Linked DNA regions of Homo sapiens: regions 2 and 3 are each linked to region 1. The links are chromatin contacts, found by Hi-C in ENCODE. All regions are on one chromosome and are shown on one strand. Each heading gives the region's core, a stretch centred on a gene start or an enhancer-like site at or near the end of the contact. The rest is flanking DNA. Distances are from core to core; before and after follow the strand shown. Region 1 holds the start of CTSH (cathepsin H). Region 2 holds the start of ZFAND6 (zinc finger AN1-type containing 6). Region 3 has its middle 43 kb from the start of ZFAND6.

What was found. A loop is a pair of places that touch in the nucleus more often than their neighbours do. Pooled maps may share reads with other maps.
Region 2: a loop to region 1 is called in a map with no recorded cell type, with 7 times the contacts of the local background. The contact joins the promoter of ZFAND6 here to the promoter of CTSH in region 1. A Hi-C loop is called at or near these places in 3 of 37 single-sample maps with no recorded cell type and 3 of 50 pooled maps.
Region 3: a map with no recorded cell type shows a loop between it and region 1 (7-fold over the local background). The contact joins the enhancer-like site here to the promoter of CTSH in region 1. A Hi-C loop is called at or near these places in 2 of 37 single-sample maps with no recorded cell type and 2 of 50 pooled maps.

Annotation. Positions count from the first base shown.
Region 1 is chr15:78,942,137-78,947,012 of GRCh38, reverse strand. CTSH (cathepsin H) reads left to right here and starts at 1,967. Exons shown (of 12, transcript NM_004390.5): 1 at 1,967-2,122. The coding sequence starts at 2,032. RefSeq lists silencers at 1,765-2,114, 2,552-2,846 and enhancers at 1,697-2,235, 2,236-2,774, 3,235-3,284, 3,715-3,764.
Region 2 is chr15:80,057,102-80,061,977 of GRCh38, reverse strand. ZFAND6 (zinc finger AN1-type containing 6) reads right to left here and starts at 2,302. Exons shown (of 7, transcript NM_019006.4): 1 at 2,169-2,302. RefSeq lists silencers at 1,730-2,599, 2,296-2,624.
Region 3 is chr15:80,013,798-80,018,673 of GRCh38, reverse strand. No RefSeq gene overlaps it. Among named protein-coding and RNA genes, the nearest start is that of ZFAND6, 43 kb to the left of the region's middle. RefSeq lists an enhancer at 947-1,106. Within about 2 kb of position 1,250, at least 3 of the 41 ENCODE cell types and tissues checked have a DNase peak (open chromatin) inside an H3K27ac peak, as active enhancers do.

The DNA.
Region 1 (4,876 bases), core at 718-3,217:
AAAAATACAAAAAAACTAGCTGGGCGTGATGGTACGAGCCTGTGGTCCCAGCTACTCAAAAGGCTGATGTGGGAGGATCTCCTGAGCCTGGGAGGCCAAGGCTGCAGTGAACTGTGATGATGCCACTGAACTCCAACCTGGGTGGCAAGAGAGCCAGGCCCTGTCTCAAAATAAATAAATAAAAATTTAAAAATGAAGAGACAGAGAAAGAGCAAGCCCAGAGCAGAGAGCACTGCAGTAGGTCAAGGCTGGGTTCAGACACTCTCTGCGCACAGACTGGGAAAGTTACCATCTACTCTTGTGGCCTCAGTTTCCTCATCTGTAAAATGGGGGGTCAACAACATGCCACTTTGCAAGGTGATGATGTAAGTGAAGAACAGGGCATCACTGGGCATTTGAGGCTACGGCACAGGCTGGTCTGAATCACCCTCTCCTCACCCAAAGCAGTGACAGCACCGGCCTCCTCAGCCTGGAACGCACGTTCTTCTGTCTGTCTCACACCCAGACCCTTACATACCATCTTCTTTAGCTTTGCAAACTACAGAGAATGGCCCTACAGCTCTTAATGTAGCTTCCTCAGCAGAAAGACTAAAATGTCTGTTGAGGGGGCAAAACAATTCACAAGGAGGTCGTCTAGCTTCTTCAGTTGTAAGTCCACTCCAAGCAAAAGGGAAGCCAGGGAAATGTGGTTAACCAGGGCAGGGAGACGTGGGGAGTGTGGGGGAAAGTCTGAGGTGGAGACACACAGGGACATGGGGGGTATGAGGTGGGGACAGGCAGGGAGATGGGGGTGCAAGGTGGAGACACGCAGGGACATGAGGGGGTGTGAGGTGGGGACAGGCAGGAAGATGGGAGGTGCAAGGCGGGGACAGGCAGGGACATAGGGGTGTGAGGTGGGGAAATGCAGGAAGATGGGGGGATGTGAGGTGGGGACTGGCAGGGATATGGGGGTGTGAGGTGGGGACAGGCAGAGACATGGGGGTGTGAGGTGGGGACAGGCAGGGACATAGGGGTATGGTGGGGATAGGCAGGGAGATGGGGGGTGCGAGGTGGGGACAGGAAGGGACATAAGGCTGTGAGGTGGAGACAGGCAGGGACATGGGGGGTGTGAGGTGGGGACAGGCAGGGAGATGGGGGGTGCGAGGTGGGGACAAGCAGGGACATGGGGAGTGCGAGGTGGGGACAGGCAGGGACGTGGGGCGTGCGAGGTGGGGACAGGCAGGGACATAAGGGTGTGAGGTGGAGACAGGCAGGGACATGGGGAGTCTGAGGTGGGGACAGGCAGGGAGATGGGGGGTGTGAGTTGGGGACAGGCAGGGAGATGGGGGGGTGCGAGGTGGGGATAAGCAGGGACATGGGGGTGCGAGGTGGGGACAGGCAGGGACATGGGGGTGGGAGGTGGGGACAGGCAGGGACATAGGGGGTGGGAGGTGGGCACATTCAGGGAGATGGGGGTGTGAGGTGGAGACAGGCAGGGACATAGGGGGAGCGAGGTGGGGACAGGCAGGGAGATGGAGGGTGCAAGGTGAAGACAGGCAGGGACATGGTGTGAGGTGGGGACAGGAAGGGACATGAGGGGTGCGAGTTGGGGATAGGCAGGGAGATGGGGGGGTGCGAGGTGGGGACACGCAGGGAGATGGGGGACGTGGGGATGGCGACAGGCTGGGAGAGGGAGAGGCCAGGCTGAGACCTCCCCGCGCGGTGCCAGCCAGTCCAGGCAGATCCAGGACTCAGCCAGGCCTGATACCCAGATAAGCCCTTCCTCCCAGAGGAGATAAGGGAGCGACGCGGCCGGCCGACAGGTGAACTAGAGCTGGCGAGTTAGTCGGCGCCGCCCCCTCCCGCGAGCCCGGCCTCGGGGGAGTACCGCCCACCCCGCCCCGCGCTCGCTCCGCCCCGCGCTCGCTCCGCCCCTTCGCGCTCCCGCCGCTCCTCCACGCTCGTGCCGCTCCCCCCCCGCGCTCCCAGTTGACGCTCTGGGCCGCCACCTCCGCGGACCCTGAGCGCAAGAGCCAAGCCGCCAGCGCTGCGATGTGGGCCACGCTGCCGCTGCTCTGCGCCGGGGCCTGGCTCCTGGGAGTCCCCGTCTGCGGTGCCGCCGAACTGTGCGTGAACTCCTTAGGTACGCAGAGGGCGCGCCGCCCGAGAGGGTGCTAGCAGGCCCTAGAGTGGACGCTGGGAGAACTTGGCCAGGGGCGCACTGGGCTCCGGAGGAACGGGGCAGAGCTTTCCCCGGTGAGAGGCCAGGAACTCTGCGTGCTGGCACGGGGAGGGGTAAACTGCATTATAGGCGGGGGTTCTCGGAGGGTGGGCGGCTTGTAGGACCAGAGGAGCAGATGGGCTGAGTGTCCAGGGTCCCACCTAGCCAGGTGGCTCTCCAGCCTAGAATACCAAAGGAGCCCGCAGCTCCTTCCGCCTTCCTCAACTGGGGACACAGAGTGTCACACAGAGGACTCTGATCTGTCCCTGCCAGAGGTGAGCAAGGACGTCCCAGCCTTCTCTAGCAGCTTCCCCCGGGACTTGGCACACAGGGGATCCCCGTAGTGTCTTGGGAGTCCCATCTGTAGAGTAGGTTGGACGGGCTGTTTGGAACAGTGAATCCCTGTGCAACGGCACCAGGGAAAGCACTCAGACCAACAGCGCTTTTAACAGCACCCCAGGGCCCATGGCGTCAGGTGGAGCCCCAGGACTCCTCTTGTTGGCCAGATTGGCTGCGACTGGTCCAGCTTCGTGCTGCCCTTGCATCCTGTCTACTGCCCGGGCTCAGGCACCTCCCCTGGCTGAAGGCAAGGAGCCTGCTCTTCCCTACTGCCTCCCTCCTTTCCTACTGTCCCTGGTCCCAGCCTCAGCCCACAGGCTCTGAACTTAAAGACCACCTGCCCCCTTCACCGAGAAAAGTAGCCAAGAAACAACCCAAGGAGCCAAGAACCTAGGGAGGGGGGGTGCCCTGAGCTCTGGAGGAACGGGACAGGGCTTTCCCCCAGCTAGAGGCTCAGGGGATGGGACAGAGATCACTGAGGCTGAATCTGGGCCAGAGGGTTGCCTCATTCCTTCCCACCTATTTATTTAAAAAGCTCCCCAGCCTTGCAAACCTCAGTGGGCGCCCAGCTCCAGGTCAGTTCCCGCCTAAGGAAAACCTAGCTGCCGCAAGCGAGGGCTGCCTGGAGAAGGCTGGCGCTGAGAGGCTGTCTGAATTCCAGAGCAGGGCTTGGCAAACTTTTTCTGTGAAAGACCAGACGGTAAATAACTTAGGCTTTATGGTGGTCTCTGTAGCAACTACTAACTCTGCCATGGTAGTGTGATAGCAACCATAGATTGTATGTAAGTGAGTCAGTGTAACTGGGTTCTAATAAATGATTTTTATGGCCACTGAAATTTCAGTTTCAAGGGATTTTTGGGTGCTACGAAATATGTTTCTTCTAACCATTTAAAATTGTAAGAAACCGTTTGTAGCCCAGGAGCTGTACTAAAACAGGAGTCAGGGACCGGCTGCGGTGGCTCACACCTGTAATCTCAGCAATTTGGGAGACCGAGGCAGTCGGATCACTTTAGGTCAGGAGTTCGAGAGCAGCCTGGCCAACATGGTGAAACCCTGTCTCTACTAAAAATACAAAAATTAGCTGGGTGTGGTAGCCAGGTGCCTGTAATCCCAGGTACTCAGGAGGCTGGGGCAGGAGAATCGCTTGAAACTGAGAGGTGGCGATCACTCCAGCCTGGGTGACAGAGTAAGACTCCATCTAAAACAAACAAACAAACAAACAGGGGAATACTGTACTTTCCTGAAACCTGCTGTAAATCCAGGCAAGGTATTATGGCACTTTTAAAGTCCTGACTAGATTGGAATGGATCTATTTTAGGGTAAGGCACGGTTCACCAGCAGATTATTCTGGCCCCAGAATAATCTCTCCAGAGGCAAACTGGTAGTCAATTGTCCTAAACTCAAACCCTGCCTCCAACTCTTGTCCTGAGTTGAGGTCTGTCTTCCTCTAAAGCCCTCAGCTGCAGCAGGGCCCTTAATCAAGATCTGGAATCCCCTGAAACCCTAAAGGGAGCCATGTTGAGGAAATGTGCATTTTCCCCAGGGAAAACGGCCATAGATTGGTCTCTGGAACAGGTTCGAGACCCAAAAACGGAGATCTAAATGCTGTGTGGTAGTGATCTTCACACTGGAGGTATGGATCCTTGGGGAAACAGGAAGATATTTCAAGTGATGCCGGCAGAGAGTGTTCTGGAAATCCATTTACAGACCTTTTATTTCCAAGTGTCCTCTTTGCTAAAACTGGGAGAGAGCCCCTGAAGGCAAGGGGGAACCTCTTTCCTCTCATTCAATCTGAACCTGAACCCATGGGTATAAAAACAATAGGGACAGCAAACAAAAAGACAAAACGGTAATAAATCGTTCATATCTGGCATTCTCAATTCCTCAAGGAAACTGAATTGAAGAGGAGAGGACTTCATGGGGATATCAACTGATGAGGTCTTAAAAATAATGTTGAGTGAGGCCAGGCGTGGGGGCTCACGCCTGTGATCCCAGCACTTTGGTAGGCCAAGGTGGGTGGATCACCTGAGGTCAGAAGTTTCAGACCAGATTGGCTAACATGGTGAAACCCCATCTCTACTAAAAATATAAAAATTAGCCGGGCGTGGTGGTGGGCACCTGTAATCCCAGCTACTTGGGAGGCTGAGATAGAATTGCTTGAACCAGGGAGGTGGAGGTTGCAGTGAGCTGATATCGTGCCACTGCCCTCCAGCCTGGGCAACAGAGCCAGCCTCCTTCTCAAAAAAAAAAAAAAAAAAGAAGGAAAGAAAGGGAGGGAGGGAGGGCTGAGTGATAGAGCACCATGGGATTGGATGCACAGAAAGGAGTGCGAAGAAT
Region 2 (4,876 bases), core at 1,053-3,552, 1.1 Mb before region 1:
GTTTTCATGCAAATGTTCAACTAGGTTGAACTAGTTCAATCACTACGGCTATGAATCTTCTATTTAAACATAATAGAGAATCCTAATGTTTTTCATTCATCTTATTTCTAAGTAATTCAATCTATTCTAGTCCTGATTACCTAATACCGTCTAATGCAATCCACATTAAGTATTTACTCTAGAGAAATTCTTGTACTTGTGTACCAAGAGCCGGAAACAAGAAATGTTCACAGAGCAAGACTGCTTATAACAAAACAAAATAAAAAACAATAAAAACACGGTCGAAGTGCCCATAAGTTATGGCAGATTAACATATCATAAAGCAATGAAATAAACTACAGCCACATACTATTTTTATAAAGCTCAAAAGAAAAACAAATTAAATGCCACACAGTTTCGGCATACAAACATATATGATAAAACTATTTTTCAAAAAGTCAAGGAAGTGACATACACAAAATCCACTGCACAGATAAGAAACTCATAGACAAATGCAAGTTTTAGTAATGTTCCAGTTTTGGGTTTGGGGGGAGTCATCAAGGATTTATGATGTTTTTATCTGCTTATACTTTACCGTGTTTTTTTTTGGTAGTATTAAATATATTTTGGTTACTTCTTAAAAACGTTACTGACATATAGTTGACAATAAACTGCACATATTTGAAGTGTAAAACGTGTAAGTTCTGACATATGCATACACCCAAAAAGTTATCACTACAAGATAATAAATCCACCGACCCCTGTATTTTCTCCTGCACATTTGTGATGTCTCCCTTTAAACACATTTTAAAACGTAAAAAAGTAAAAATAAAAAAGACAACTTGTTTTGGAAAGCTAAACGTGCATATTTTGCAAAACATTTCCCCTAGGGCTCTGGAGAAACTATACACAACTCAGAAAGTGCCTTAAAATTGGTGACATGGTTACCGAACAACTAACCTTAAAAGTTTATGGTATTTTACACTTTTAAAAAATCAAATTCCGATTTCGGTTTGAAAGAGGAATTTAATCCTGTTTCTCGGAGCTTCAAAATCATTAATTCTGCCCGGCTTTTTTTTGAGACGGAGTCTCCCTCTGTCGCCAGGCTGGAGTGCAGTAGCGCGATCTTGGTTCACTGCAACCTCCGCCTCCCGGGTTCAAGCGATGCTCCTGCCTCAGCCTCCCAGTAGCTGGGACTACCGGCGCCCGCCACCACACCCAGCTAATTTTTGTATTTTTAGTAAAGACAGGGTTTCACCATGTTGGCCAGGATGGTCTCGATCTCCTGACCTCGTGATTAGTCCGCGTCGGCCTCCCAAAGTGCTGGGATTACAGGCGTTGAGTCACCGCGCGTGGCCAATTCTGCCCAGTTTTTATGGCCCAACAACTTAATATAAATTATCTTTAGGTAACCCCAAGGTCCTAACTTCCTCACAACTGGTTACAACTTCCGAGATGTGAAGGTAAATCATAGCGTCCCAACTGTGTAGGATAGTTAGCACGTGACTTAAAAACCAAGTTAAAAAGATTTCAAACACAATATTCTTTCATACTTTTTTAGGTAGCTAAAACTTAAATATAACTATTTCAAAAAAGCAGACAAAAAATTTAGAATCCTAAGCAAGCTAAACCCAAGCAGGAAAAAAAGAGACCAATTCCCTTCCCGGTGCCAGTCAGGAGTTGGAGACACCGGGCTGCCTCCGGCTGGTTTCTGAAAAACGCCGCAGGTGGAAAAACATCCCGAAGAGGACCTGAGACTCGGAGGAGGCGGGGAACTGACGCGCCCCAGTGTGCCCGGGGCCCTTCCGACCCCCGCCAGCCAACCGCTCGCAACCCGCTCGGGGCGGCGCGCGTCGCGGCCTCCGCGGCCCTGAAGAACTGAGGCTCCCGACCCCAGCGCGACCACCCTGACAGGAAGCGGCCCCCGGCCGCGGGCGCCCGCGCGCCGTCTGAGGTGAACCCGCCGATCTCCGGCCCCCACCCCCGGAGCCGGGAGTCCTCGCCCTCTCGCCCGCGGCCCCCGCGGGCCCACCACCTGCTGCGCCGGCCGGCCGCCCTCCGCTTCCGGCTCTCGGGCGCCGGGAGGGGCCGGGGGCGGGCCTCGCCTAGCTGCAGCCGGGTGGGGGAAGGGAGCAGGCGGGGGAGGGGCAGCGCCGGGCAAGCCGGGCCCCGCGGGCCGCGCTCCTCACCTGGCGGCGGGTCTCTCCGCCTGACACGCTGCGCGCCGCCGCCGGTAGCCGCCGGTGAATGGGTACAGGTAATGCCGCCGAACCCCTGCTTGCTCCGGCTCCGCCACCGCCGGCCCCTCCGTCCGCTGTTTATTAAACTTTTCTGTTTGGTTGTTCGGCCTATGACGCGACCGCGGAGGAGAGCCACTGGATTGGCCGGCTCCCGCGGCTGACGCGCGGGCCCCGCCCGCCCGCTAATTATTACCGGCGCGGGCGGGGCCGCAGGCCGGAGGAGGCGGGGAGAGGCGGGGTCAAGGCTCGGAGCGCACGGCAATTGGCCGGAGGCAGGAAAAGAGGCGGGGCGGAGCGAAAGGAGATGCTCCTCCGCCTTCTGCACCTCCAGTGTCCCTTGCTCCACTGCCCTCTCTGGGGCGCTTCCCGCCGCGGTTTCTCTACCTCCAATAGCTACGGGAAGGCGATTAAGAGGTGCCGCGGAGACTTTAAGGGCTTGGTTATGTAGGTTCAGGTACCTTTGCCACCTCGCAGGGAATGGCGTGTCCCTGTCTTGGACTGAGGCACCAAAAAGAGTTGCACTCCACCTGCCACTTGTGCAGGAAGGAATTCTGAGCTTCTGTCTTCCCATGCAGGCCGGCGCCTCAGTCTGCAAGCGCAAAGTCCGAGCTCAGGGCGCATACTGGAAAGCAGTTCTCTGCCCTGTCCTGAACTGGGACTTGGAAATAGAAGCAAGACGAGAAGCGTGCATGCACACGTGTGCAATACATACATGCACAGGCACAAGCACCCCCAGTTCCAGCCTGTTCCAAAAGCACGGGGTCAGTTCCCACCTGCGTGGTGCACGCTGGGCTGCTGCGCTGGAACTAGGGGTGATAGGCAGAATGGCTCCCCCTGAAGTTTTTCAGCCTTCGTTCGGGCTCACGAGCATCACGAGCAGGAAGTACGTGACACTTTAGTTCGAGGTCATTCAATCCTATTGTGAATGAGGAGTTCCGTTAGGGCATCCAGGTAGGCGAGCCCAGTCCTGAGAATCCTCTTTATTTTAAATGTTGGTATTTTGTTATTCATGGATTTTTTTTTTGCATTAATTTTAATTTTAAAAAATAAAAATGTTATTCATCTTGATCACTTAGTTTTTTGGTGCTCCCTTAAATGTTGTGCCTGAAGTGAGTACCTGTTGAGCATTTAGCAACACAGAAGTCACCTTGGGGAGTACAGTTTAAGTGGAGGACAAAAGCCTGATTGGAATGGTAATAAAACCTACTTGTTAGGCTATTTGTGGGGGTTAAATAACATAATATGTGTGAAAGAGCTTCTTGAACTAGCAAGGTTATGCGTCAAGTCTTACGGATTTTGTCTTAAATGTATTTTTCTTCCGATTCTTGTCCAGTTTATCGTTGTATTAACTCCAGCACCTAACCCAGTTGGATTTTCATATGCAGTTATTATGAATTTGCAGAAATTGGGTTTACATGACCTTTACTGCTTTCCTTTGTTCCAGATTCGTTCTGGGAGATTGAGAGATTATAGTATTGCATTGTGACGTGGAATGCAGACAGACCACTGTCACTTACTAGCTTTGTGCTCTTAAGAAAATTGTGTGAAATGGGAACGAAAACCTACCACAAAGGATTGTTATGAGGGTTAAAAGATACTGCATTTCTATTCACCCAGTAAATGCTATATGCCGACTCTCTGCCAGCCTGTGCTGTAGGTGCTGGAGACAGCATTAAGAAAGATGAAGGCCCTTCTCTCATTGACTTACACAGGGGAAGAGAGGGAGCAGAAACAATAAACAGTATACATACGCAACCTACCGGTCAGTGTACATAAACAACATATTCACAGCACCTGGTATGTAACAGATGCTCAATAAATGATTGTGTATGCATTATTATTTCCAGCCCCATCTTCTTTCCTGTGTTCCAGAGCAGGACATTCACTGTGTGCTTATCACAGCCATTCAATATGTCCAAGGCTTATTTTCCCCCAAACACATTCTTCCTCCTGTAGTCCCAATTTTGGCTAATGGTGACACCATGTTTCCAGTTATTAAAGCTAGAAACTCAAGCTTTATTGAGATTTAACACACATATCATTACAACTTACCCATTTTTAAAGAATACAATTTGCTGGGCGCGGTGACACATGCCGGTGGTCCCAGCTACTCAGGAGGGTGAGCTGGGAGAATTGCTCGAGTCCAGGAGTTCTGGGCAGTAGTGCACTGTACCCACTGGTGTCCACAGAGGGTGGGGGGCACCATCAAGTTGCCTAAGAAAGAGGACTCTGCCCAGGTCCAAAACAGAGCAGGTCAAAACTCCTGTGCTGATTAGTAATGGGATCATGGCCATTGCACTCCAGCCTGGGCAACATAGCAAGACTCTGTCTCCTATTAAAGAAAAAACAAAAAGAAAAATGAAAGAAATTATACAATTCAGTGGTTTTTAGTATATTCACAGTGGTGCAGTTATCACCACAAATCAGTTTCAGAACATTTTGTCACCCTATAAAGAAACCTTGGCAGGGTGCAGTGGCTCATGCCTGTAAATACCAGGGTTTTGGGAGGCCGAGGCAGGTGGATCACTTGAGGTCAGGTGTTAGAGAACAGACTGGTCAACACAGTGAAACCCTGTCTCTACTAAAAATACAAAAATTAGCCAGCCTTGGTGGTGCACACCTGTAGTCCCGGCTGCTTGGGAGGCTGAGGCAGGAGA
Region 3 (4,876 bases), core at 1-2,500, 1.1 Mb before region 1:
TGGTCAACATGTAAAAACCCCATCTCTACTAAAAATACAAACATTAGCTGGGCGTGGTGGTGCACATCTGTAGTCCCAGCTACTTGGGAGGCTGAGGCAGGAGAATTGCTTGGACCTGGGAGGTGGAGGTTGCAGTGACCTGAGATCGCGTCATTGCACTCCAGCCTGGATGACGAGGGAAACTTCAACTCAAAAAACAAAACAAAACAAAACAGGCTGGGTGCAGTGGCTCACGCCAGTAATCCCAGCACTTTGGGAGGCTGAGGCAGGTGGATCACGAGGTCAGGAGTTCAAGACCAGCCTGGCCAACATAGTGAAACCCTGTCTCTACTAAAAATACAAAAATTAGCTGGGCATGGTGGCACGCACCTGTAGTCCCAGCTACTCCAGAGGCTGAGGCAGGAGAATCGCTGGAACCTGGGAGGTGGAGGTTGCTGTGAGCTGGGATCACGCCACTGCACTCCAGCTTGGGTGACAGAGCGAGACTTCGTCTCAAAAACAAAACAAAACAAAAGAATTATATACCGTGACCAAATGGAATTACCCAAGGTATGCAAGCCTGGTTCAACATTCAAAAACTCAATCACTATAATCCATCACATCAACAGAGAAAGAAAAATCACAAGATTACATCAATAGATACAAAAAAAAATTGACTAAGTCCGATACCCATTTATGATAAAAACTCTCACCAAACTAGGACTAGAAGAGAACTTCCTCTATTTGATAAAGAACATTAACAAAACCCTATAGCTAACACCTATTAATGGTGAGAAACAAGAAGCTTTCTCAGCTCAGAAACAAGGTAAGGGTGTCCTCTTTCACTTCTCTTTTTCAGTGTTGTGTCCGGAATTGGTGGGTTCTTGGTCTCACTGTGTCCAGAATTGGTAGGTTCTTGGTCTCACTGACTTCAAGAATGAAGCCGTGGACCCTCACAGTGAGTGTTACAGTTCTTAAAGGCAGCGTGTCCGGAGTTTGTTCCTTCTGATGTTCAGATGTGTTCGGAGTTTCTTCCTTCTGGTGGGTTCGTGGTCTCGCTGGCTCAGGAGTGAAGCTGCAGACCTTCATGGTGAGTGTTACAGCTCTTAAGGCGGCGTTTCTGGAGTTGTTCATTCCTCCCAGTGGGCTCGTGGTCTCACTGGCTTCAGGAGTGAAGCTGCAGACCTTCGCGGTGAGTGTTACAGCTCATAAAGGCAGTGTGGACCCAAAGAGTGACCAGCAGTAAGATTTATTGCAAAAAGCAAAAGAACAAAGCTTCCACGGTGTGGAAAAAGACCCTAGCGGGTTGCTACTGCTGGCTCTGGCAGCCTGCTTTTATTCTCTTATCTGGCCCCACCCACATCCTGCTGATTGGTAGAGCCCAGTGGTCTGTTTTGACAGGGCGCTGATTGGTGCGTTTACAATCCCTGAGCTAGACACAGAGGTGCTCCACGTCCCCACCAGATTAGCTAGATACAGTGTCCACACAAAGGTTTTCCAAGTCCCCTGGTAGTAGCTAGATACAGAGTGTCGATTGGTGTATTCACAAACCCTGAGCTAGACACAGGGTGCTGATTGCTGTGTTTACAAACCTTGAGCTAGATACAGAGTGCCGACTGGTATATTTACAATCCCTGAACTAGACATAAAGGTTCTCCAAGGCCCCACCAGAGTAGCTAGATACAGAGTGTCGATTGGTGCATTCACAAACCCTGAGCTAGACATAAAGGTTCTCCATGTCCCCACCAGACTCAGGAGCCCAGCTGGCTTCACCCAGTGGATCCCGCACTGGGGCTGCAGGTGGAGCTGCCTGCCAGTCCCCCGCCATGCGCCCGCACTCCTCAGCCCTTGGGTGGTCAATGGGACTGGGTGCCCTGGAGCAGGGGGCGGCGCTCGTCGGGGAGGCTCGGGCCGCACAGGAGCCCACGGAGGGCGGGCAGGCTCAGGCATGGCAGGCGACAGGTCCCAAACCCTGCCCCGCCGGAAGGCAGCTAAGGCCGGGAGCGAAATTGAGCACAGCAGCTGCTGGCCCAGGTGCTAAGCCCCTCACTGCCCAGGGCCAGTGGGGCCCGCAGGCCGCTCGGAGTGCGGGGTCTGCCCAGCACACGCCCACCCGGAACTCACGCTGGCCCGCAAGCACAGCGCGCAGCCTCGGTACCCCCCCTGCCTCTCCTTCCACACCTCCTCACAAGCTGAGGGAGCCGGCTCCGGCCTTGGCCAGCCCAGAAAGGGGCTCCCACAGTGCAGCGGCGGGCTGAAGCGCTCCTCAAGTGCCGCCAAAGTGGGAGCCCAGGCAGAGGAGGCGCCCAGAGCGAGCGAGGGCTGTGAGGACTGCCAGCACACTGTCACCTCTCAGTGTCATACTGGAAGATCTAATAATGTAATAAGACCAGAAAAGAAAATATGTACTGATTAAGAAGGAATATTAAACTGTCTTTGCTCTCAGATGATATGATTGTTTACGTAGAAAATCTAAAAGAGCCGGGGTGGTGGCTCACACCTGTAATCCCAGCACTTTGGGAGGCCAAGGTAGGCAGATCACTTGAGGCCAGGAGTTCGAGACCAGCCTGGCCAACATGGAGAAACCCCGTCTTTTCTAAAAATACGAGAATTAGCCAGGCATGGGGGTGCATGCCTGTAATCCCAGCTACTCAGGAGGCTGAGGCACAAGAATCACTTGAACCCAGGAGGCAGAGGTTGCAGTGAGCCGGGGTTGCACCACTGCACTCCAGCCTGGGTGACAGAGTAAGACTCTGTCTCAATTTAAAAAAAAAAGAAAGAAAGAAAAAGAAAAGAAAATCCGAAAGAATAGATTAAAAAAAAAACCCCGGAGCTAATAAGTGCTTATAGCAGCTTTGCAGGATATAAGGTTAATACAAAAAAGTCAATCACTTTCCTATATACCAGCAATGAACTATTAGAATTTGAAATTAAAAACACAATATCATTTACATTAGCACCTCAAAAAATGAAATAAGTGTAAATCTAACAAAATATGCACAAGATTTATGTGAGAAAAACTATAAAACTCTGCTGAAAGAAATCAAATAACTAAATAAAATGGAGATATATTCCATAGTCATTCATAGGAAGATCCGATATTGTCAATATATTGGTTCTTGCTAACTTGATCTATAATTTCAATGCAATCCCAATGGTATAAGTTGGATGTTTGTCTCCTTTAAATCTCATGCTAAAATACTATTCCCAGTGTTGGAGGTGGGGCCTGGGAGGTGATTGGATTGTGGGGGCGGATGTCTCAAGAATGTTTTATCACTTTCCCATTGGTGAGAATTGAATTCTTGCTCAAGATCTGGTTGTTTAAAAATCTAGGCCCTCCCCCACTGGCTCACTTGCTGTTACTCTAGTCATGTTACATGCCTGCTCCCACTTCGCCTTATGCCATGATTGTAAGCTTCCTGAAGTCCTCACCAGAAGCCAAGCAGATGTTGGTGCCATGCTTTTATAGCCTGCAGAACTGTGAGCCAATTAAACCTCTTTTCTTCATAAATTACTCAGTCTGAGGTATTCCTTTACACCAAAGCAAGAATGGCCAAGTACACCCAACCAATATCCCAGCAAGTTATTTTCTGCATATTGCCAAACTGATTCTAAAATTTATATGGAGAGGCAAGAGACAGGATAGCCAACACAATATTGAAGGAGGAGAACATAGTTGGAAGACTGACATTACCCAACTTCAAGACTAATTATTAAAGCTACACTAATCAAGACAGTATGGTATTGGTGAAAGAATAGACAAATATGTCAATGGAACAGAATAGAGCCCAGAAATAGAGCCAAATAAATACAGTCAACTGACCTTTGACAAAGCGACAAAGCAATACAATGAAGCAAAGATATTGTTTTCAACAAATTGCGCTGAAGAACTGGCCAAACACTTGAAAAAACATCTAGGCAAAGATCTTACATGTTTCACAAAAATTAACTCAAAATGGATTATAGGCCCAAATGTAAAATGCAAAATCATAGAACTCCTAGAAGACAACAAGAGAAAATCTGTGTGACATTGGGTATTGGGTATTAGTTATGGTGAAGACTTTTTTACATAAAACACCAAAGGCACAACCCATGAAATAAATAATTGATAAGCTGGGATTCATTAAAATTTTAAAAGTTCTGTTCTGTGAAAGACCCTGTTAACAGAATGAGAAGACAAGCCAAGGATGCAAGAAAATATTTGCAAAAGACATAGTTGATAAACTGTTGTTATCCAAAATATACAAAGAACTCGTAAGGCTGGGTGCGGTGGCTCACGCCTATAATCCCAGCACTTCAGGAGGCTGAGGCGGGCAGATCACAGGTCAGGAGAGCAAGACCATCCTGGCCAACACAGTTAAACCCCACCTCTACTAAAAATACAAAAAATTAGCTAGGCATGGTGGCGGGCACTTGTAGTCCCAGCTACTCTGGAGGCTGAGGCAGGAGAATGGCATGAACCCTGGAGGCGGAGGTTGCAGTGAGCCAAGATTGCGCCACTGCACTCCAGCCTGGGCGACAGAGCAAGACTCTGTCTCAAAAAAAAAAAAAAAAAATAGGCTGAGTGTGGTGGCTCACACCTGTAACCCCAGCACTTTGGGAGGCCAAGGTGGGCAGATCACAAGGTCAGAAGTTTGAGACCAGCCTTGCCAACATGGTGAAATCCTGTCTCTACTAAAAATACAAAAAATTAGCTGGGCGTGGCGGTGGGCACCTGTAATCCCAGCTACTTGGGAGGCTGGGACTGGAGAATCGCTTGAACCCGGGAGGCGGAGGTTGCCATGAGACCGTGTCATTACACTCCAGCCTGGCGACAGAGCAAGACTCCATCTCAAAAAAAAAAAAAGAACTCTTAAAACTCAACCATAAGAACAAACAAACTGGTTAAAAAATGGGG